Linked DNA regions of Homo sapiens: all the other regions are linked to region 3. The links are chromatin loops, found by intact Hi-C in ENCODE. Cell type or tissue: A673. All regions are shown on one strand. Each heading gives the region's core, and the rest is flanking DNA. Links, peaks and the distances in the headings are about the cores only.

What was found. Peaks named below come from ENCODE experiments on the same cell type or tissue, not always from the same donor. Only the 100,000 strongest peaks of a DNase experiment are listed, where the experiment ranks them.
Region 1: a loop joins it to region 3, with 10 times the contacts of the local background. A loop is called at or near these places in 8 of 110 quality-filtered maps.
Region 2: a loop joins it to region 3, with 6 times the contacts of the local background. A loop is called at or near these places in 14 of 110 quality-filtered maps.

What each region holds. Positions count from the first base shown.
Region 1 is chr7:93,618,190-93,626,577 of GRCh38, reverse strand. No RefSeq gene overlaps it. Among named protein-coding and RNA genes, the nearest start is that of CALCR, 48 kb to the right of the region's middle. In A673, for the core only: CTCF peaks have their summits at 4,032 (motif pointing left) and 4,377 (motif pointing left); DNase peaks (open chromatin) are centred at 3,987 and 4,367; H3K4me3 peaks cover 451 bases.
Region 2 is chr7:93,899,532-93,907,919 of GRCh38, reverse strand. It overlaps GNGT1 (G protein subunit gamma transducin 1), which reads right to left and starts at 1,353. Exons shown (of 3, transcript NM_021955.5): 1 at 1,276-1,353; 2 at 1,078-1,184. The coding sequence starts at 1,173. In A673, for the core only: CTCF peaks have their summits at 4,745 and 4,948 (motif pointing left); a DNase peak (open chromatin) is centred at 4,919.
Region 3 is chr7:94,219,250-94,227,637 of GRCh38, reverse strand. No RefSeq gene overlaps it. Among named protein-coding and RNA genes, the nearest start is that of COL1A2-AS1, 170 kb to the left of the region's middle. RefSeq lists an enhancer at 3,337-4,242. In A673, for the core only: a CTCF peak has its summit at 4,064; DNase peaks (open chromatin) are centred at 3,717 and 4,047; H3K4me3 peaks cover 443 bases; H3K27ac peaks cover 1,210 bases.

The DNA.
Region 1 (8,388 bases), core at 2,150-7,149, 600 kb after region 3:
GTGGTTAGGATATGTTGTAGGCAGAGTTGACCTTAAGATAAGAAGATAATCCAGGTGGGTCTTACCAAATTGCATGAGCCTTTAAAAGTAGAGAATTTTCCCCAGCTGGTCATAGATGCAATCAGATTTCTAGGATATAAGAAGAATTTGACATGTTATTGCTAGCTTGAAGATTGAGGGGACTATGTATAAAGAAATGAGTGTAGCTTCTAATTGCTGAAACCATCCGCACACTGATAGTCAGCAAGGAAACAAGGATCTCAACCTTACAAATGTAAGGAACAAAATTTTTCTAACAACCTGAAAGAAATCTGAAGCAGATTTTTCTTCAGAGCCTTTCAACAAGAACTTAGTTAATTTCTTACAAAAAGACAAAGAAAATTAAATGAATAATTTAATAATTATTCAATAAATTATAATGTTTCTCTATATTAAACATAAACCTCAACTTTTAACTCACACTACACTCAAGAGGTTAATTTAAAATTGTTAATTAACCTAAATGTAAAGGCTAATACTAAAATACTTTTAGAAGAAAACAAAGAAAAAATGTTCATGGCCTTGGGATGGATAAAGAATTTGTAGGCAGACTATGAAAAGCACAAACCACAAAGAAAAATGACAAACTGGACTTAACCAAAATTAACTTCTGCTCCTGAAAGACACCATTAAGAAAATGAAGAGGCAAGCCACAGACTAGAAGAAAACATTCTCAATACATATATTGAACAAGAACTTGAATCCAGAAGATATAAAGAATTACTTAAACTCAATAGTAAGAAAGCAAACTGGATGCCCAGTTTACCTTGGTGTGATTCTTACACATTGTATACCTGTTACCTAAATATCCCATATACCCCATAAATATATATACGTGTTAAGTACCCACAAAAGTTAAAAATGAAAAAAAATTAAAATAAAACAAAATAAAATTGGACAAAAGATTTAAACTGACACTTTAGAAAGGAAAACATATAACTATCTAAGAAGTACATAAAATATGTTCAATATCATTATTCATCAGGAGTTTGCAAATTAATACTAAAATAAGATACTTCTACTCACTAGCAGAATGGCTGAAAGGAGACACAGGAAATATTTGGGGTAAAGGAAATGTTCTATATTATAATTTTGGTAATTGTTACACAGTATTTTTATATTGGTCAAAACTCATCAACTCTACTTTTAAAATGGATGCATTTACTGTAGATATAATTCAATAATATAAATAAAAATAAAATATAACAAAATAATTAGCATATAACATATATAATAATTTAATATAGTAAAAGAATTAATAAAAGTTAATGAAAAAGGGCATATGGAATTATATTTAGTACAGAGTCAAATATTTAAACACATTTGAGGTTATTAACATGCCTTACCTGGAGTGACAGAAGACAGAAATGGAAGTGATGAAGAAGTAGGAGAAGAGGGAAAATTGTCTATGATACAATTATATGTAAAATTATTAATATGTGTATATGAGTGGGTGAATGCCCAAGAATTGCACTGAAAGATGCAGTGAAATGTTAGTGGCAGTTATTTAGGAATAGTGAAATTACAGGTGATCTTAATTTTAATATATGTTTATGTATCATTAAACTATTTTAATGGAGAGGTGTATTATTTATTTAATGCTGAATAAAATAAAGCTGTTTTCATGTAAGAAAAATACATTTTAAATACACTTGTTTAAAAAAACATACAACAAAGCACACACAAATAAAATAACTTTGATATCAGAAATAACAAGGTAATATTGGAGGATTAGGGTGGTTAAGGTTGGGGGAGAAATATTCTTCAAATCAAAGAAACAAGGTTGTGCAACCAAAGATTAAAAATTAGCAAATAATAGCAACAAAAATTTTTAAAAAGTAAAACCCAATAGCAAATAAGCATAGGGGAACACACTGGTAATAATATAAATGTAAATTAAACCACAATAAAATACCATCTCATTCTCCTAGACTGGCAAATAAAATAAAGTTGAATAATACTAAGTGTCGATGACATTGTGGAATAATACAAACTGTCTTATAAATGAATAGAGGAAGTGTAAATTGAAGAATGACTTGGGGATATCTGATAAATTTGAAGACACTTTTTTTATCTACTGTTAGGGACTCTTTCACACATTGCACAAGAAGACATGTACACAAATGTTCATTGCAGCACTGTTTGTAATAGAAACAGATTGTAAACAACCTAAATGCTCTTCAACTGAAGGATGGATAAATAATTTCCACTACTCTCATCTATATAATAGCTGTATCAACATAGATATATCTCACAAAATTTAAATTAAATGAAAATCAACTTGAAGGAAACAATGAGTATGAGACCATTTATTATAAAACAGACAGGATAAAAACTTTCATGGCAAGCTAAATACCAAATTCTGGAGAATGATTGAAAAAGGATAAATAGAAATGTGATCAGGATGATACATGTAGGGATTTCCAGCAATGATTTCTTCTGAAAAATAACAAGGATCAAAGCAATATGACAAAATGTTATGATCGACAAACCTGAGGGAAGAATGTATGTGGTGATAGATAGATAGATAGATAGATAGATAGATAGATAGATAGATAGATAGATAGATAGATAATAGATGAATGCAGCACAAATTTTTCATAATGTAAAAAAAGGTGAAATGTTATGCAAATATATCTTCCCAACTTCTACTAATAATAATTCTTCAATAGAAATGTATCTAAAATTATCTGTTACATATTGAGTAATAAAGCCTCACCTTATTTTACTGATTTAGGATAATCTATTACTAAGCTGTCAAAGTTCTATTTGGGGTAATTTGTTTGATCAAATTTTCATGAGGACCAGAACTTTTAGACTGGATCTATACCCAAGAATTGATCAAACGGTGGAACCAGTCATGCTAACTCTCTTAAAGATCAATACAGATCACTACAATATTGATTGGTCTACAAGGCCAGATATGGATTGTGACGCTCCAGGAAAGGATTGGCTGTACCTAATTCTATAGCCAGTATAGAAGTGGCCCAGGGAAAGTGAAACAGCAAAAGGCTTCCAATGTATCAGATGAATTAAACTAATTTAGAATTCTACCCTTCAACTTTGCTTTGGTTATCAGTTCTCAACTTTACTTCCTGGAAAGGGGCTCAGAAATGACTACATTATTTCTGAAGATTTCCTGTACCCATTTTCCAAAGAGCTGTTTTCAATATTTTGACAAAACAATAGTGGGGCTAGGGCTCCCCCTATGCCAAATTAAAAGTCAGAATGTAAAATCCAGAGAAGGAAAACTGGTAAACTCAGATTGCTGCATGAGAAGAGACAAGATTGTAATATATTGAAATTTGTTGAAATTTTATAAATTATAATATTATTATCTAATATACATCTTCCTGAAATGTGAAATAATGAATGGATGCCTTTAAATACCATGTGGCATATGAAATGTTGATTTATTTTCATATGATTATGATTCATTACTAGAGTTGGAACCCATCAAAAGCATAACTGTGATATACTAATGGGAAGACTCTGCATTTGTGGGCATTTAAAATGCAGTAGGCAAATGTATTATTCAGGTGTCTTTTATTATCTCTAAGCCAGTTTCCACATTGACACATGGAATTGTGGGATGTAGTCATTGGTAGTCAGCTAAGATGAGTGAAATAATATAATCTGGGTACTCAATGTAGCCGAATTCTGAATATTCAGCAAAGCAAATGACTCTAATCGTCTGCTTACAAGTAATGCCATTGGACTCATGTGGAGTTATATATAATATCTGCTGCTAGATACAAAGTGTTGGAGGAAGCCCTCAGAATTACGAAGGCAAAATTCTATTTGAAAACTTTTTGTTTCTCCTAAGTAAGGGAAAGATGCCGATTATTTCTATAGAACTCTCAGCATCTAAGCCACGACACAGCAGCGTGGGAGAGGTGATCTGATGACGCTTGCCAGGGAAAAGATGTAGATCACATTATTCATGGATACCACCTGCTGGTAGCCATGCGGCGTTGCTACACAGAGAAGGGCACAGAGGGGAAATACACAAAGAAACAGAAAAGCCAGAGTACATGGAATAGAGAAATACAGTATTTAGAAATGAGTGAATGAAAACGAGTAGACTTGAGAGCAAGCTGATGACATCTCATTCTTCCAAGAACTTTGCTAACACATTTCTTATTTTGATTTTGAAATGTCTGTGGTAGTAGTGACATGAAGCAATTAGCTCCACTTTATAAGTTTGAAGCAAATAATAATTGCACATAAATCCAAGCTTTATAAGCAGAAGGGGTACAATTTTGCCCCAACCCGAGCGGAAATTTGGCTTTGTCTGGAGACATTTTTAGTTGTCACAACTGGGGAGGTGCTACTGACATCTAGTGGGTAGAGACCAGGGGTGCTGCTAAACATCCTACAGTGTACAGTACAGCCTTCATCATGAAGTACAGTATGGCCCAAAATGAAAATCGTGTCAAACCTGAGAAATGCTGGCCTAAAGGAAACAATTCAAAGCTAAAAATACACAATACTAAAGTTAAGCTACAACACTTATACCTTCTGGCACTTATTTATTTGATAAAGGGTTATGTAATCCTTACTATATGTTCATTGCTCTTCTAAGAGCTTTAAAAACATTAACACATGTGATTCTCGTAACAGCTCTAAGAGGTCTATATTATTAATAGGCCCATTTTTAAAATGGTGAACAAAGAGGTTAAATAGCTTAGGCAAGATGTCAAAACTAGCAAGTGGAGAAGCTGTAATTTGAACCCAGGAAAACTAGCTCCATGGCTTATTCCATAAACTATGAAACTATACAATTTGCCTTTTAGTATACCTATTCTTTTAATCCAGGGAAATATCCAAAGTAGGATTGACATTTCAATAATTTCCTTGCCCATATTGGTGTCTTCTGCCAGAAATCCAGGAAGTCAACGTATTGCCAATCACTGCTTGCCTTGGTCTCCCTGTTTCAAGTGGCTAGATTAGCGTAGTGGGGAAAAATAAACCTGTTTTGGAATTCAGATGATTTGAGTACAAACTCTACCCTTCCCCTTTAACTCTGTGGTTTTCACCAACTTTTTGAGCTTAAAGTTTCCTTCTTGTAAAAAAGTTATTAGTACTTGTAGACTTGTTACAAGGAATGAAAATAAGGCACGAGGCATGCCTAGCACATAGAAGGCATTAAAAGCCATAATAGCCAATAAAAATGGCCACCATTATTATTATATTTAATAGACTGGAATTTCTTACCAGTATCCAACTGGGTCCACATTTCCTTTTCCTTGTATTTCTCTACCTCACTGCCCACTGAAGTCTGAATAGCTAGCTCTAAAAGATCCTTCCCCTTCCAGTCTGCCCTGGTAAATGAAATTCATTCTTCCATTTATCTGTGAAATGAGTAAGTCACCAGAATAGTATATATAGAAATATATCTTTTTGTGGTTGTGGTTTGGGTCTCTTGAAAAAATATTTTCCTATTCACCTTGTTGCTATGTTGATGCCTTTATCTTATCAGTTCAGATGTAAATTCCTGTCTTCCTGTCTCCTATATTAAGCTTTTATCTAAAGCAAGGCAATTTCCTGGTCTCAGATAGAATAACATTGTAAATGATTTGATTTGTGTTTACAACATCAAATTTAGCTCATTAGATTGCCAGTAGTAGAAGACCAACTCATGTTACCTTGGAAAGAAAAGTGGATTATGTATTAATTCACACCAATGGGAAGTTTGGAAATCCAGTCAGGCTCTGGGGTTTGAAGCATGGCTAGATAGAGGACATTGCCTCTCTGGCCACCTCTCAGAAACCTCTGTCCCCTGCAGCTTTCTTTTTGACTACTTCAGAATAGACAAGATGATCAGTGGTTACCCCAGCAAATCCAAACACCTATGTCACCCTTACTCAGCTCTTCTTTTTTTATACATATCATGGCACCTACAATGGCTAGATTAATAAAGGAAAACCTACAATACAGAGACCAAGATTATGAAGAGGGTCTTTTGTAATGTAGCCCAGGATGGACTAGGAGTCATTCTTTTAACATAAGAGGACACAAGAGAATAACTTCTTAGGGGAACATAAATTTATAAATGCTGTATTACCAGCTCTTTTATTGATCAACATAGTGAATTTATAAATATTCTAGAATAAATTTAAAAATTAATAAAAATCATCTTTTGCAATAATAAAAGAACACTGGTTTTTCAGATTCTCTACTTCAAGATAATGCCATCCTGGGAGCTTCTACTCCTCCCTATTTTACTTTCAAGATCCTACTCTTGTATTCAATAACAGAATTAGAAGTGACTAATCATGACTAACAACACAGGAGAGAAGACTGACTTTTCTAGGGACTGGCAGAAAGAAAGAGTGGGATAAAGAGAGTATGTAACTAAGAATTGAAGCCCCAGGACAAAAACATGAGAAAAAGTAGAATGAGTGAGAGAAACCAGTCATTCATCCATTACCCTGTGGACTATGTGTGTGTTGGAATATAACATTTGAAGCTGAATTCAAAGACTACTTGGACATTCTAAGGATCCCTTGAGTGTGCTTAGCCAAGAGTAAGTAAGATGGTTTTGTGGTGGATTTGACTGTGCTTCCTTCTATAATTAGGGAACATAGAGCTAGGGTGACACATTCATTTGAAAAAGTTTATTGAAAACTTTCTATATGTTAGAATCTGTGTCATCATCTCTAAGAATATACAATTAGTAGAGTATATTCCCTGATAGAAGATAGTGATAAGTTCTGTAACAGTAAAATGAACAAAATTGTATGGGAATAAAGAAAGAGAAGATGAGACAGCAGAGAGAAATGTATTAGTTAAAGATCCTGGACAAGAAGAGAAAGGCAATTGGAAAGGAAAATACATGGGCCCTGTCTTTTAGGAGCTGGGAAACTGGGAAGGAATTAAAGTAAGAACTTAAGCAACTGGAAATAAGAATTTATTATAAACAGATGTTCAATATCTAAGAACAAAGCAGAGGCCTGGGTATTAGAACTATGGAACCAAAGTCAAATCAAATTGACTTGATCTTTAGTGTTCCAGGCAAAGATCTGTATTTCCTGAAATCTCTTTCCTGATAAATTAGGCAGGTCTCAGAACCAAGAGGTCGGGAATGGATTCATAGGAGATGATGGTACCAGATGCAGGAGGAATACAGTTGTAGAGTTACTAAGCAGTCTTTTATGACTGAAGAGTAAATAAATATACACTCATTTGGGTTCTTCTCCTCTGATCCTCTCTATCTAGGATATCAGCAATTTTTAAATATTGGCGCTAGTGAGCATAGGGCTGAAATGAATCAAATTCTTAAACAAATTCCTTTTTTCCTTAGAACATCACTTCTAAAGTGTTTCAATGGAATTAATACAAATGGCAGAGGATATATAGGTGCCCTTTGTTGGTTCTGATGGCCCAGCCCAAAGCAGCTCTTCTTAGCCATGAGAATTTTGTATCCCAGTTATTTATTTATTCACATTTGTCTTGTATCATTATTAAAATGTTTACCCCAAAACATTTTACTAACAGATAATATAAAATGTACAGTTTATTAAGCAGCTTTGGGGCCAAGGAAACTGGCTCAATTTGAAAAGCTCCTTTTTAGAGCAAGAGAAAATCATGATTTGATCTCCAAGGAAGTGGTGCAATGGCTAAAGTTGGATAAAATTACTCCATTATTCTCCCTCTCACCCCTCCTCCTCCACATCCTATGAGCATTCTGACTATTTTTTGGAAATTCATGTCATGTATACATGTCCAATGTAGTGGACATTGATTCCACTGCTTTAAACTGGTTCCTTCTCAACGGGCCTTTGAATCTATCCTGAAAAATTAGAAAACTTTTTCTCTTAGAGTCATTCTGCAAATTTAAAGTATAATTTCCAGTTTTTAAAAAAACAGCTTTCTTATATTTTTTGAAAGACATGCAGTTCTTTTCAGACAAATTTGAGGAAGCTTTTGAGGGAAAAATGTCAAATTTGTTCTTGCCAATTATTAATTCACAGAATTGACTTCCATCTTGTATGCCAGACTATGTAAGGAGGACTGTGATACATACTGGCTAATCAAGGCACCCTGCCTTCAAACTCTGAATACACCATAATGCTTGGCTTTTACTGTCATGTTTATAATCAAGATTCCTTAAAGCCAAAACATGAGAACCATTTTGACAGATGCTGGACTTTGTTGTAAAAAATGTTGAATGGAACATTCTCTCAAGGTGGTCCTACCTTTTGCAAAATCTGTCCTTCACTTTCTTGCCTCTTCCAAATTGGAGACTAAGATATAACAATAGATCCTAAGTAATTCCCATAAATAGAAGTTTTGAACAATTATGAAAATATATTATGCATGTAGCCATACTCTTAGCAGCTTACT
Region 2 (8,388 bases), core at 2,150-7,149, 320 kb after region 3:
ACTTGTCTGGTGTATGTTCTAAGCCTTAGTAATGATTTAATTTTATCTTTACAGCAAAACGTTTTGCCTGTATGGAAAGGGCAACAGGGGAGTTTGAGATTATTATAAACATAGACGAAGCCCAAAATCCCAGTTTTGACTGGGAGCAGGCATTTTGAACAAAGTATGAAGATAACACAAGATCCTTTTTTACTTTGTCCTGATAAAATGAGATGTTTTAAAATTATGAGATTGCTGTTACCACTTGTGGAGGTTTTGTTCTACTGTTAATAACTTTCCTAAAATGAAGTGATCTAAAATACATATCTACATTCTCCAAGCTTTCATCACTGTTTGTTTGGTGGTTTATTCCTTTGCCATTTCTTCTCCTTCTAATGGCAGTGAACTGTTGGTAACCCTTTCCAAGATTTGTCAGAAGTTTGTAGGAGGAACCAGTGAGTTCTTATGTTTGAACTCATCTTTATTTGCCAAAGAAGAGTAGAATGTACTTATGTATTACTGACCATGACAGTGGAGAGGGGTTGACATCATAGCTTAAAGTATTGCAGCAATATCAAAACATTGTATCAAAATATCAATATCAAAATATTGCATTATAAAAAGAAGTTTAGAAAAGTAAAAACAAAATGCCTATATTATTGCATGCGTATATTTATTTTATTGCTTATCTAAAATATGGTTTTTGTCTCATATTCTCCTTTTTCTCTTTTTCTTTTCTTTCTCTTTTATTTCTTTCTTTCCTTCTTTTTCCCTTTCTTTCTCTCTCTCTTCTTTCTCTCTTTCTTTCTTTCTTCCCTTCTCTTTAAAAATGAAAAAGCATTCTTATCTTTGTGGTCATACAAAAAGAGGCTAAGGATTGGGCTTGGCCAGAGGAAAATGGTTTGCCAACCTCCTTGATTTAGAATCTAAATCAAGAGATAGTTATGATTGATTATCAATTTTCTTAATCTTTGATAAATTTTTAGATGAACAATTTATTTGTAACTACATTGAGCCTTTCCAGCCAATGTTTTCTAACCTGGTACTCCCACAGTATCTCTAGCTTAAAATAAAATACTAAAGAAAGCAGCAACTTACTAGCATTCTTTCCAGTGTCACTTCTTTCTTGAGCTGGTCAACTTCCATCTTCAATTTGTCCTTTTCTGTCAGGTCCTCAATATTGATTACTGGCATCTTTTTGCCTGCTGAAGATGTAGAAGGTTAGCAGCTATGCATGAATTGCTGGAGTTATTTCAAGTCAGTCTTAGCCAACAATTCCCTCAGCTCTTAACTTACAAAGTAAACTGTTCTTTGTTTTATTTTAAATATCCCACGATAACCAATTTCATATGAGCTCTCTCTCTTAACAATTCTAGCAATGCACACTAGCCTTGGGATTTTAAAGCTTCTTCCTAATCTTCACTAATATGATTAAGTCAAGCATTTGACTCCAAACACCTGTTCAGCAGGTTTGTTGGGAGGGGTGAGTTTTGTCAGTATATAATCTAAAATACTTAAAGCGCCTCCTTGCCCCTGGTCTTTTGTATAGTGTAAAATTTGGGGTTTCCAATCCTTACTTTCAATTCCAAAACCCTCCACCTATGTTTTATGTCATTTAACTTAATTTGAGGTCATTTGGATGACGGTCCATTAATTCCCTAAATCTCTAGAGTATTTAACCTGGTATTAAAAGGGAACCATATAAAAAGTATCACTATAATTTCATTATAAATAATGGATTGTTTAAATGTGTACCCGTAGAATGGAAATATAGTAAACAGTCTTATTAATCAGAAATAAACTAGCGTATTACTTGTGAGCGTTTTTCCAACAACACATGAAATTTGCCTGTAACTGTCACAATGAATCTGGTAACAATGATGAGAAAATTTAGCAGGCTAAAGGGGACATAGCAAGTCTGATCTACCAATAACCTCCTACTAGAACAGACTCTTTCTTCTGCCCTCTTTGCAATTCCTCTTCTCCCCAATTAGACCAGTGAGTAATGGGGAAGAAGGCTCAATAGCTGGTGATAGTCCTATGAAATTGCCTGGGAAAGATTTCAGTGTAGCCAAATGGCATTGTACCTATAGTGTCTCCTCCTTCTCCCTAGTCCAATTTTTGTAATGAAGTATTATTATAAAAGTAAGTGTATATAGATCACATACTATTTCAGAGAACAAAATAACATTTTACATCTACATGAAAATACTCTGCTAATAATCTATCAGCAATTAACTTATTTCCTTGAATTTAAATGGTGTTTTCATTTCCAAAACCATTGAAGGAAGATTCTTTCCCTTCCCAGTCTTAAAATACCTTGTTTTTCTCCGGATAAGTAGTAGTTTAAGAATTTTTTTTTTTTTTTTTTTTTTTTTGAGTAGGAATTTCGCTCTGTCTCCAGGCTGGACTGAAGTGGCGCGATCTCAGCTCACTGCAACCTCCGCCTCCTGGGTTCTAGCGATTCTTCTGCCTCAGCCTCCTGAGTAGCTGGGACCACAGGTGCATGCCACCACGCCCAGCTAATTTTTTTATTTTTAGTAGAGGTGGAGTTTCACCGTGTTGGCCAGGATGGTCTCAAGTTTAAGATAATTTTAAGGGACAAATGTCTACATAGGCCAACATAGAGGTAGAAAATAACACACTGTGGGTACTTGAGCCCAATGTGTCCTATGTTTTTATTTTTGCTATTCTGTTCTTTAAGAAACACTATGACTATACAAAGGTTATTTCTTCCTGTATAAGCCTGTTTTGCATTTGGGAACCCAAATTTTATTCTCATCTTCCTTCCCAGTCTTTTAGACTAAATATAAAACTTCATTAAGTATTTTTGATGATCATTTTTACCTTTTGACATTGTTCTTTGCACAATTTTTCTTCATTTTGGAAAACTTTTAATTCCTTTAGGTAATGGCTCTTCACACTCCAGTGTGTGCAGAAATCACTTTAGGAAACTCGTTAAAGTTATGAGTCCAACCTTAGAGATTCTAATTTAGTAGATCTTGTGTTGGGTTTAGAATTTCATTTTCTCTATTCCAGGAAGCCCTCTCATATACTTACCAACAAAATAATCGTTTACTGGTACTTGCTAGCCATGTGACACTGACCAAATTACTTGACCTGCCTGTGCCTTAGTTTACAGGGAAATAGGGGCAATAATATTACCTACCCTGTAGATTTGTTGAGAGTATTAAATGGGGGTAACATAGGTAAGGACTTTGTAATGGCGTGTAGTACATAGCAAGCACTTGCACGTGTTAGCTGGTGTTATTCACTTTGTTGTGCTTCCAGAATTTCAAACTGTACTTTCTTATATGGCCCTTGCCATATAATGTATGTGATCTTATAGGTGCTCTAAAGAAGATAGGTGATATTACTGATACACTTAAAGGAGATCATGCGTACATAATTTGACTCCTTTAATATCATGCATTCCAGATGTTACTGCCCAGCTCTCCTTTTTTTCCAGGGTAAGATACCTAGTCCGCAGCAGCTGCAGGTGTTGACTGTCAAGGGCAAACCTTTTGCTCAGGTTGGCTCTTGTCTGATGGGCAACACTTTTCCTGATGATGCCTGGGAGATTATGCTCCCATCTGACCCCTGAGGTTGACTTGGAGCAAAAGGCTGGCTAATGTGGGGTCCTATCAGCCCAGCCCCCTTGCTTCTGGGCTGAAAAACTTTGTTGTAACTGAGAAACTTCCAGAGCCTTTCCATGGGTTTAGAATGATGCTAGACTTCTGAAACCACTTTTGACTAACTTCTCCTCTTGCCCTAGCCTTACTCCTCTAGCAGTTTCTCCTGAGAGCTTGCCCTGGAAAACTTTCTTACCCAATAATTCCTGTCTTAGGCTTTGCTTCTAGCAAACCCAACCGAAGACACAGTGAATTTTTAGAGCCTTTACAAGGGAGATCATACCTTGCATGACTTTTACGTCCTCATTACTTTCTATTGTTCTGTATATTGTTTGGTATATAGAAGAGATCAGGAAGTATTGACAAAGTCACCTAACCTATGTCATATGCATTTACCTAAACATAGAAAAACATCCAATTTTTCTAACTTCATTTTATCAATAAATGATTTCTTAACTCTAAAATGCTGTGATTCACCATGCTCAATAATATTAAACATTTAAAACACTTTATTTAGGGCAAACATATTATTAGAAGATTCTAGAATTCTTACCAAATTTGATGGCACAGGTCTTATATGAGAAAAAAAGAGGACCAAAATTTTCACTTATTTCAAGGACACAAAGAAGAACAGTGAATATTGTCTGCATGGAGATTCCAAATGTTTAGTGTTATATTGAAGTCAATGGTTCAAATAATTCAAATTTAATATCATCTACTTTACTCCCTATTCCATTTTGCAGATGAGGCAAAGGCATTCCAGGGAGTTTGAATGCCCTAAATTAAACAATGAGAGGCAGTGGAGCTGAGGTTACAATACAGGTGTTTGTTTTTCATTCCAGCATGTCTGAACTGAGGTGTTTTTCATTCCAGCACGTCTCTCTCAAACTAGTGTAAAGGAGTGGATTTCTTTCTTCATACCCCAGAATTACATAGAAAGTCCGGAGTTGATGACAAATAGCACTAAAGCTGCCCCTCATATTCTAAGCTTTCAGGTTGGTCCACTTCTCCACAAAAAAGTCCTAAGAGACTAGGTCAGATTATTATCCCTATTGCCAAACATCCCCACCCCAACTTTAGTCAAAATTTAAGGGGAAGAGTGAAGATCTATAGACAAACAAGCTAAGACTGCTATTACAGCCAGCCTGGGGGAAAGCATACCCTAGTTAAGGAGATGTTTGCCCTTTCACTTCTTCCTCCATCCTGCACTACCATCAGAGTATCTAAGGTCCAATAAAAGGCAGGAGGAGGGTGGGAGTGGGGGAAGTATTTCTGAGTTGTATCCCATCCATAGATCCCTGGTTCTCAATGGGGGCAATACTGCCCCCTAGGGGCCCTCATGAAAATATGTCAGCTTGTTTATAACAGTATTCCATAATTTTTGTGGGTATGGATAAGGAATGTCAGATATCTTGCATTTTCTGGGATCCTGCAGCATAAGATGAAATGTGACACATTCAGCATGACTGTCAGATATGCCAGGCTTCCACATATGCAAAAGCCATATTTATAGTTCTTTGAACCTTGAAACTCACTTCATTTTACATAGAAACAAAATATTTTTCTTGGTTATTATATACACTTTTTACAATAATGCATATAAATAAAAGGAAGACCATTAACCAATAATTTTTGTTTCTCTTTCAGAAAATCATATCACTCTATGTAGGCATGGGCTTGATATATGTGTATCTATTCTCGGCTGCTATGTCCGTGGTAATTCTATACATAAATCTATTTCATTATGTATAGTCATGGTGAATATTTTCATATTGTATTTAGTCTATATAATTTGCTGATTTTTTGTATTTTATAAATATAATTTAGGTACTGTGATGGCTAATACTGAATGTCAACTTGATTGGATTGAAGGATGCAAAGTATTGATCCTGAGTGTGTCTGTGAGGGTGTTGCCAAAGGAGATTAACACTTGAGTCAGTGGGCTGAAAAAGGCAGACCCATCTTTAATCTGGGCGGGCACAATCTAGTCAGCTGCCAGTGCAGGCAGATTAAAAAGCAGGCAGAAGAAGGTGAAAAGGCTAGACTGGCTTAGCTTCCCAGCCTACATCTTTCTCCTGTGCTGGATGCTACCTGCCCTTGAACACCTGACTTCAAGTTCTTTAGCTTTGGGATTCAGACTGGCTTCCTTGCTCCTCAGCTTGCAGAGAGCCTATTGTGGGACTTTGTGATTGTGTCAGTTAATACTCCTTAATAAGCTCCACTTTATATATATATCATATATATGTCATATATATATGATATATATATAAATTAAACAATTAGTTTAATTATTTAGTTTAATTATTAGTTCTGTCCCTCTAGAGAACCCTGACTAATACAGGTACCATACTGATGGGTTTGGTGAGTTTTTTTTGAGACAGGGTCTCACTCTGTCACCCAGGCTGGAGTGCAGTGGTGCAATCACTGCTCACTGCAGTCTTGACCTCTCAGGCCCTAGTGATCCTCCCACCTCACCTCCTGAGTAGCTGCGACTACAGACATACGCCACCACGTCCAGCTAACTTAATTTTTTAATAGAGATGGGATCTCGCCATGTTGCCCAGGCTGATCAGGGAAGAAGAGGGCGGGAGTAGGAGAAGTATTTCTGAGTTGTATCCCATCCATAGATCCATAAACTTACTCCTGAGCTGAAGTGATCCTCCTGCCTTAGCCTCACTATATTGATGGTTTTAAACAGGCCATTACAAAATACTTCTTGTACAAATGAGACTCTGGATTAGATGAAATTCATGGTCATAGAGCCCCAGAAGTGGTAGAGGAAATGTACATTGTCTTGACTTTTCTTGGTCTTAAATATTAGAATGAGTTTTTATTAGCCAAATATGACCCACAATGATGATATCAGTTTAAATGATTGTTAAAGAGTAGCTACTCATTAGGAAATGGCAATTCAACATAGCATAGTTGCTGATGCAATTTCTGTAAAAACATAAATCACTTTTAATGCTTACATCTCAATACATTGAGCATTCTCAGAAAACACTGTTGCATTGACAAAGTGTAAAAAAGAAAGGTAGATATGCTTAGCAATGCAAGCACATCATGGAGGTCATAAATAGAGGGGTAGGAAGCTTCCTTAAATGTACCACGTTTTAGTGTTTGTTAAACACTTTGGGAAGATAGAACTCTATAGAGTAGGTTAAGTATCTCATGATGTCTTTCAGAGCTTCCATTACATTTCTTGCTAATTTATTCTAGAATTAAAATGAGCTGAGGTAAAGTTAAAAGGCCACCTGTTTTTTTTCTGTTTGTTTTTACACATTATCCGTAAGTGTATTTTGAAGTAGAAATACCTGATAAATAAAATATTTAATTTATAAAGGGCTAGATAAGGGAGAAATTATTCAAATTATTTAAAAAACTTATTTGTTTTTATAGAGGATTAATTACAGATTCTTTGAAATAGCAATGTTGCCAGCACACTTTAATTATTTGATTTATAAACATGTAGTTTGACATGAAACTATATTTATACACATGTAATTCTGACAATTTTTCAGAAACAAATCCACTGTATTATGCACAATAAGCTTGTAAGCATATAGATGTAAACTTACTCATTCTATACTATTCTTTTTTATCCTGACATTTTACTTGGCATTATAAAAAGATAACAGCTAAGAATTTTTGTTGAATACCTATTGTGCGCCAGATATGATTCTAGGTGCTTGAGGTACAGCAGAGGGAAATAAACAGATGAAAACCTTTCCCCTCAAGGAACTTACATTATAGTAAAGGAGACAGGCACTAACAAAGGTACAAAAGAAAAATATACCAAATTTTGATTGAGATAAGTGCTAAGGAGAAAAATAAAGCAGGAAAGGAATAAGAACAGTGTTAGCAATGTTTCAGTTACAGAGAGGACGACCAAAGGAGCCCTTTCTGTTGACAATGCTACTTGAGTGAAGATCTGAGGGCTATGAGAGTGGGCTTTGTAGGTATCAAAGAGAAAATCATTCTGAGGAACAGCAAGTACAAGCAACAGTAGACAAGTATGAATATAAGGAGCCCAGTGAATTCAAGGGAGAAGTAGTATATGAAACCAGTGACCGTATAGGTCTTACAGGCCACTGTGAAGACTCTTGCTTTACTCTGAGTGACTTAGGGAAGATTGGAGGATTCTGAGTAACAGAGTGACATTATCTATCATATAATTTAACAGGGTCACTCTGGCAGCTGTTGGAGGCTAGCTCATGGGGGCAAGGGTGGAAGCAGAGAAGGGGCAATTGCAGTCAAGGTGAAATATGAGGGCGGTTCAAACCAGTGTGGTGCGAGTGGAGGTAGGGACAAGTGCTGAGATGCTAAATACATTTTAAAAGCAGAGACATCAGGATGTGCTGACTGATCAGATGTAGAATGAAAAATAAAAAGAGAAAAGAAAAAAATCAAGATGACGCTATTTTTTTTTTTTTTTTTTTGCCAGAGCAACCAAAAGAAGGGATTTGCTGTTTCCTGAGATCAGAGACTATAAAAAGGGAATACCGAGTCTCAGATACTTGTTAGCCATTCATTGAGTAGGTGGTCTGGAGTTTAGGGGAGAGGCCAGAGTTGGGGGGAACCATGAGAACAGCGGAGAACACCAAAGGTAAATAGGAAAGAGAAGAGAACAAAGGACTAAACTTTGTAGCACTCGAAAGTGAGGGAGATGAGTTGAAATTTACAAAGGACAGTGAGTTTCCTGTCCTGAGGACTAAATGAGATGATATTAGCTATTTTGGAACATTCATCATGTAATAGACACTCTGATAAATACTTA
Region 3 (8,388 bases), core at 1,845-6,844:
AATTAATGAAACAGAAAACATATAATGAAGAGAAGAAAGAAAGAAGAAAGTTATTTTAATAGACAAGTAATACATATAATCCTGTGGCAGAATTTACTAAGTCACAAAGACAAAGCCAAAGCAAAATAATATTATGCATGATTTTTTAAGAAAAAAATTGAAACATAAAATGTATAGATTTGTAGAAAAATTAAAACCTATTAAAACTGACTCAATAAGAAATGGAAATTCAGATTAGTAATTTTAAACCTCCCCATATTAAAAATAGTAAGCTCAATTTTATCAATGAATTCTTTAAATTTTTAAGCAAAACAGATCATTCTAACTTCATAAAAATTCTTTTAGGTAATGGACAAAGAGGAAATTCTACACAACTTATATTCTAATACCAAAACACAGTTAAGGACTATATGTGAAAAAAAATTATGGTCTGATTTTACTCACAGATGTCAATGCCAAAATGAAAAACACAGTACTAACAAACCAAATCTAGCAGTGTATAAAAATGATAATACATTATGATCAAGTTGCATTTATCCCAGAAATATAAAGGTATTTTAACATCATAAAATCAATGAATATGTTTCCCCACATTTATAAAGGAAAAATATCATTTGCTCATCTCACTGAAAGCAGAAAATCATTTCGTGTAATTAAACATCCATTCATGATTACTACCTTTCTAACTCAGCAATATAAGTATTTATCAAAACTTTACAGCAAACACCATTCTTAATGATAAATTTTGGAAATATTCCTTTTAAAATTAAGAATAAGACAATAATTCCTTCTATTGCTCTTCCTTTTCAATATTACACTGAAGTTTCTAGTCGATGAAATATAAGTAAAATAAATGAATATGTTTTTGAAGAGAAGAAACAAAACTGTTATCTACAAATAGTATTGTTTATATGGAAAATCCAAAGAATATAGAGATAGTTTCTTAGAATAAAAATAGGTTTATTAGGAAAGTGACTAGATATGAGATCAAAAACAAAAGTCAGTTGTATTTCTAAACACCAGCAATACATAGAAAGCGAAACTTTAAACCCACCATTTTCAGTATAAACAAAAATGATAATGTACTCAGGAATAAGTGTAACAAAATATGTGCAATGCCAGTATAGAGAAAATTATAAAATTTTATTGAAATACATTAAAAAAATAAATGCAGAGAGGTGCCCATATTCAGTTAGGAAAAATCAATATTGCTAAGATGTCAATTTTCTTTAAATTAAATGAGAGTTTCAGGGAAAATCCAATCCTACTCCCAAAAGTGGTTTTTGAGGAACCTGACTAGTTTATGATAATATTTGAATAGAAGATCAAGGGGTCAAGAAGAGCCAGGGCACTCCTGATGAATAAGAATAAGGTTAAGAGAATAGCTCTACCAACTACCAGGCCTGCTATCAAGCTAAGCTAATTAAAATAGTGTGGTCTTAGTGCAAAGGTAAAAATTTGTGCAACAGTAAGTCCAGAAGTAGACCTCTTCATGTACAGAAATAAGATATATAACTGAGGTGGAGTTTTATAAATTTTACAGTGATAGTTATTTATCCATAGAGGAGAAAAGAAAATAGAATTCATTCTTATATACAAAAAAGATTTCTGGATAAATTAAATATATTAGGAAAGATAAAACTTTACAAGTAAGAAAAAAATTTAAATGAATACCTTTATTATTTCAGAGTAGAAAGGTTTCTTAAACAAAATACATAAAGGATTAACTAAATGAGAAAAGTTTGATAAGTTAAACAGCAGATCTAAGCTCTTTAGCTGGAATTCCAAAATCCATAAGGCCATGAGATGTGAAAGTTTGTTTTTATATGCAACCTCGTTTGGTGGCAAAAACAGACAACATAAGGCTATTCATAGTGTTTATTTATAGCAGATGTAAATGTTCACCCATTGTGCCCTGGGATATATTGATGAGTTTGACTACTGAATTCTCTCTAGACTCTGTTGGGAATAATCATAATATATAAGATATGCCCTATATAATCTTTCTGAAATTGATAAAAACAATCTGAATCTGAAATACATCTGGTCCTGAGGTTTTTTAATAATGGATATGGACCTGAATATTAACATTAAGAATGAGAAACACATGCATTGTTATGTATATGTTAGCTGGATTTAGCCATTCTACAATGTACACATACTTCAAAACATTGTTTTGTATATGATAAATATAGAGAATTTTTATTTGTGAATTAAAAATAAATTTAAAAAGAGAAACATATTTCAGAATAATTGGTGATAAGGAGGTAAGAGAAGATATTAGAGGACTGCACAGGTACTTTGGTATATAGGGTAGGTAATATTTAGGTAAATGGGGTAGGGGGTCATGATTTTACTTTGTTTCAACACCTTCCATGTATGTTACATGTATGAAGTGTGTTATATATTACATAATACGTAAGTGCAATAACTCAGAAACAGTGAAATATCACATGTTCTCATAGTTGGGAGCTAAATATGTGTACACGTGGACAGGTTGTGGAGTAATAGACATTGGAGACTCTCAAGGGTGGGAGGAGGGAGGATCCTGAGGGAAGAAAAATTACCTAGTGGGTACAATGTACATTATCCAGGTGATGGTTACACTAAAAGCTCAGACTTCACTACTACACAATATATCCACGTAACTACACCAGAAAATTCAAATTATCTATAAATATCACATGAAGAAATGATTAAATATATTATGAAAATATGTCTGGAAGTTTTGTGTTACTTGAATAAAATGCTTCATTCAGAGAAATGATCTGACATTTCTGTGGTCACTACCAGCTCAAAAGAAAGTAATACTCTGTCGGTAGGTGTCTGAGTTTATTAAACCTATTTTGCCACTCAGTTGATATAAAGATATTTTTAGTAGATTGTAAACAAGAAAATCATGCATTGTTAGCTAAGTTGCCTCACATATTAATTTGCTCAAACTTTGATATTTGGTTTCATGCATTCTGTTTCTATGAACATCTTTTTGTTTTTATATTTTCAATAACTAAGGAATTTTAAGAGCATTATTTTAAATATATATACTTGTCACATTAAATATCTTGAGTTTTTATGTATATATACAAAGTTTTATTCCTTTTGTTCTAGTTGTTGGATGGAACACTAACTGTATTATTGTATCAAATAAATATCTCTTGTGGACCATAAAATAAAATGCAGATTGAGAATGTTTTAATTCTTTATTCTTTTTCATTTTTTAAAACAGATGATTTTTCTTCTCACAAAATTGATGTCATGGCTCTTGTCTTAAGCTACTTTTAAAAAAAATTGACCTGGTGCAATGTTCGTCCATGTGCACTAGAAATCCTAAACAAGAATATCAACTGTCCTTATTCTTAAACGTTAAAATGGTGGATGCTTAATGGATGGGTTGTCTTCGTATTATAAACAATGTGAATTGACCAGTTGAAAACAACTCGTCACTGCGAAGGTTTTGATTTATCTCTCCTCTTTTCAGATATGGGCTAATTATTCCATAGATAACCTCATCTCTTTCAAAGCAGGAGCCTGACTATTACGCCTCTTGTGTTGTGAATTTAATGCCATGGTAAAGAACACCCACTGCAAACCACAAAACAGCATTGAGTCGGAGAGAGAGAAAAGCTGCCAAAGCAGTTAATGTGATCTGGTTTGACAACCTTGGTTCCTGAATCAGGCATTCTTCCACAGGGTTTGGGCACTTAGGCTGTGAGCGGGAGGTGTTTAAACAGACAGCATCTGCCTCAGCAGCCAGCCTTCCTGCTGGCTCTCAACAGGAAGGGCATTCATCTCCTTCACATGTCTTGTGCATTAATTTAGCAAAACAGTCGTCCTGCTGGTAAGCCAAAGTAATCAGAACACACAGGAGATGAGACTTCAAAAAGAATCTGGAGCCATTTGAACAACTCTAGGACTGTCATTGGCATGCTTTGGGGCATATGTACTCAAAATGTGTAGACACCTCTTTGGAATCGGATTTTTGCCCAGATCATCAGGGATTACACTTATCTGAGGAATCTCCAGCCCCCTGGCTGAAATGCAGAGGAGAATTGCCCATAACGTGCCCTCAGGGCATAGGAGATTCCACAAGATGGGGATATTCTCAAAGGAAAGTAGAGTAGCCCTCCTAAAGGGACATTGATAAGCCTTTACCTTGCAGCGACTACTATCATTTTTTTTCTCCTTTCCTGCAAGAGAAGAGATCACACAGCAGATGATCTTGAACTTATTTACAGACTTATTGTAGAAAATAAAGCATTATTAAGATTAAATCTAACACTCTATGCAGGTTTTCTTCAAAAGGGTCAAAATATTCTCTATAATTTGCAATAGTCTGCTTTGTAAAAAAAAAAAGTACAGTTAAATATTTTGTTTCTTTTTAAAAATTAATAAACTGTTGAAAATTAGAAGTAAATACTAGTCACCATGAAAGAAGAACTAATATTTTTTTAACCTCCTAATCATCAGCTAGTATGTTCTCTAGACTCTAGAGATTTTAAGGAACTTAATTTATATCTACATGATTTTACATTATTACTTTATGTATGCTTCTATGGAGTTTTCTTTATTTATTAAAATATCATATAATCCTTGAAATATTTAAGGGCCACATCAGTAGAGCTCCAGACTCTCCAAGTTCAAATCCCAGAGGCTTTGCTTACTAAACTATATGACCTTGATCAAATTGCTTAAAGTTTTTTTGGTATTTTTCATCTTTAAAATAGTATATTATAAATAGCTATTTGATTTCATGTGATCGTCATGGGAATTAAATGGGCTAAACCATATAAAATGCTTAGAACTATTGAACTGGTACATAACTAGGTCCTCAGTATTCATTAGCTATTATTTTTATCTCCTCCTCAGTTCAGCACTTAAAAATTCTTACTCTCCTTTCACAATACCACACTTTTTTTTTAAATGAAATATGGCTCTGTAGAAAAGTTTTGCAATAGGAAACTTAAGCCAATTTTTAAAAAACCTAGCTTTAAAATAACCAGTGAAATGAAGCCGGTAAACAAATGATACTATTAAAATTTCCTTTTTATCACTTTAATTATCAGGAAAGGCTTCCATTTTTGCTTACATGGATTTTGAAAAACAACAAGTTTCTATGTAGAATCATAAGATATTAACCGAGTAACTTGTATTTTATTCTGATCTAGTGAGGTAGGTAAAGTTTTACTCCCTACCCAAGCCCACTTTAAATAGAGTAGCTTCAATTTTATGCATTTTTAATAGTTGAGCTCCTGTGAAATTTGCATTTGAATGAAAGGTATCTCATCAACTAGAATAACTAAAAATTTTGAAAACTTCATATTTAGTCCACACATCTCATTTAATAGATGAGAAAACTGAGGAGCTGAGAAATGATATAACTTGTTGACTGGATGGGATGTGCCCTCCCTAGAAGGCATGGGAAAAAGAATCAACTGAAAACAATTTGTAGATATTTTCTGTTCTTTATCTTGAATATGTAAAAAATTCCAAGCTATAAGCACTTTTATTATTATTATTATTTTACAATATCTCACTCGATAGCTACAAAACATAAATATGGAGAGTCAATGTGTTAAGTTAAACACGTAAATTATGAAACAGAATTTCTGTTCATTTTGTTAAACAATTGAGTACTTATAGAGTATAGGATTTTTACAATTATTATTATACTTTAAGTTCTAGGGTACATGTGCACAACGTGCAGGTTTGTTACATAGGTATATGTGTGCCATGTTGGTTTGGTGCACCCATCAACTCATCATTTACATTAGGTATTTCTCCTAATGCTATCCTTCCCCCAGCCCCCTACCCCCTGACAGGCCCAAGTGTGTGATGTTCCCTGCCCTGTGTCCATGTGTTCTCGTTTTTCAACTCCCAACTATGAGTGAGAACATGCGGTATTTGGTTTTCTGTCCTTGTGATAGTTTGCTTCGAATGGTTTCCAGCTTCATCCGTGTCGCTACAAAGGACATGAACTCATCCTTTTTATGGCTGCATAGTATTCCATGGTGTATATGTGCCACATTTTCTTAATCCAGTCTATCATTGATGGACATTTGGGTTGGTTCCAAGTCTTTGCTATTGTGAATAGTGCCACAATAAATATACGTGTGCATGTGACTTTATAGTAGCATGATTTATAATCCTTTGGGTATATACCCAGTAATAGGATTGCTGGGTCTAATGGTATTTCTAGTTCTAGATCCTTGAGGAATTGCCACCCTGTCTTCCACAATGGTTGAACGAATTTACACTCCCATCAACAGTGTAAAAGCATTTCTGTTTCTCCATGTCCTCTCTAGCATTTGTTGTTGCCTGACTTTTTGATGATTGCCGTTCTAACTAGCGTGAGATGGTATCTAATTGTGTTTTTGATTTGCATTTCTCTGATGACCAGTGATGATGAGCATTTTTTCATGTGTCTGTTGGCTGCATAATGTCTTCTTTTGAGAATGTCTGTTCATATCCTTCACCCACTATTTGATGGGGTTGTTTGTTTTTTTCTTGTAAATTTGTGTAAGTTCTTTGTAGATTGAGGATATTAGCCCTTTGTCAGATGGTAGATTGCAAAGATTTTCTCCCATTCTGTAGGTTGCCTGTTCACTCTGATGATAGTTTCTTTTACTGTACAAGCACTTTTAAAATATATTTCTACAAATTGTAGAGAAGCAAGAATGCATCAATTTTTAAATATTTTTCTCTGCATGACATATTTAATACATATCATGACATGTTATGTTTTTACGTGAATGATTTTGTTTAATATCTTTGAACAATATTCTATGCAGCTTTTTTTTTTTTAAATTCTTATTTTACAGATGAGGAATGTGAGGCCCAGGATCACGCAGTTAGGGGTGAAGCTATGATTCAAACCCAGCCTGACAGGCTGCAAAATACATGCTTTTAATCAGCCCTGTATTAAAAGGAAGACCACAGAAGTGTTAAGTCACCTATGTCTTCAGTAATGAATTTATAATTTGAATCTTCTGATGGCTTAATAATCATGATAAAAATTATTTGAAGTATAATGAAAACAAAAGCATGCAGTGGGAAACAAGTAATTGAAAACTAAATATAATGTAAGATAAAAACATTTTACTCACAGGAATGACTAGTGATGGGAATTTTAGATACCCTATTGTCCTAATGGGAAAAGCCATTTTTAATCCCTCTGTCTCCTATCAAATAAACTATTGCTTACTCCACCCAACTTCCTAGTGGAGGACCAGCCAGATACCTTCTAAACCAGGTATTTGCAGAAAATGCTCCTTTTTTATTTTATTTTATTATTATTATACTTTAAGTTTTAGGGTACATGTGCACAATGTGCAGGTTAGTTACATACGTATACATGTGCCATGCTGGTGTGCTGCACCCATTAACTCATCATTTAGCATTAGGTATATCTCCTAATGCTATCCCTCCCCCCTCCCCCCACCACACAACAGTCCCCAGTGTGTGATGTTCCCCTTCCTGTGTCCATGTGTTCTCATTGTTCAGTTCCCACCTGTGAGTGACAATATGTGGTGTTTCGTTTTTTGTTCTTGCAATAGTTTACTGAGAATGATGATTTCCAATTTCATCCATGTCCCTACAAAGGACATGAACTCATCATTTTTTATGGCTGCATAGTATTCCATGGTATATATGTGCCACATTTTCTTAATCCAGTCTATCAGTGTTGGACATTTGGGTTGGTTCCAAGTCTTTGCTATTGTGAATAGTGCCGCAATAAACATACGTGTGCATGTGTCTTTATAGCAGCATGATTTATAGTCCTTTCGGTATATACCCAGTAATGGGATGGCTGAGTCAAATGGTATTTCTAGTTCTAGATCCCTGAGGAATTGCCACACTGAATTCCACAATGGTTGAACTAGTTTACAGTCCCACCAACAGTGTAAAAGTGTTCCTATTTCTCCACATCCTCTCCAGCACTTGTCGTTTCCTGACTTTTTAATGATTGCCATTCTAACTGGTGTGAGATGGTATCTCATTGTGGTTTTGATTTGCATTTCTCTGATGGCCAGTGATGGTGAGCATTTTTTCATGTGTTTTTTGGCTGCATAAATGTCTTCTTTTGAGAAGTGTCTGTTCATGTCCTTTGCCCAATTTTGATGGGGTTGTTTGTTTTTTTCTTGTAAATTTGTTTGAGTTCATTGTAGATTCTGGATATTAGCCCTTTGTCAGATGAGTAGGTTGCAAAAATTTTCTCCCATTTTGTAGGTTGCCTGTTCACTCTGATGGTAGTTTCTTTTGCTGTGAAGAAGCCCTTTAGTTTAATTAGATCCCATTTGTCAATTTTGGCTTTTGTTGCCATTGCTTTTGGTGTTTTGGACATGAAGTCCTTGCCCATGCCTATGTCCTGAATGGTAATGCCTAGGTTTT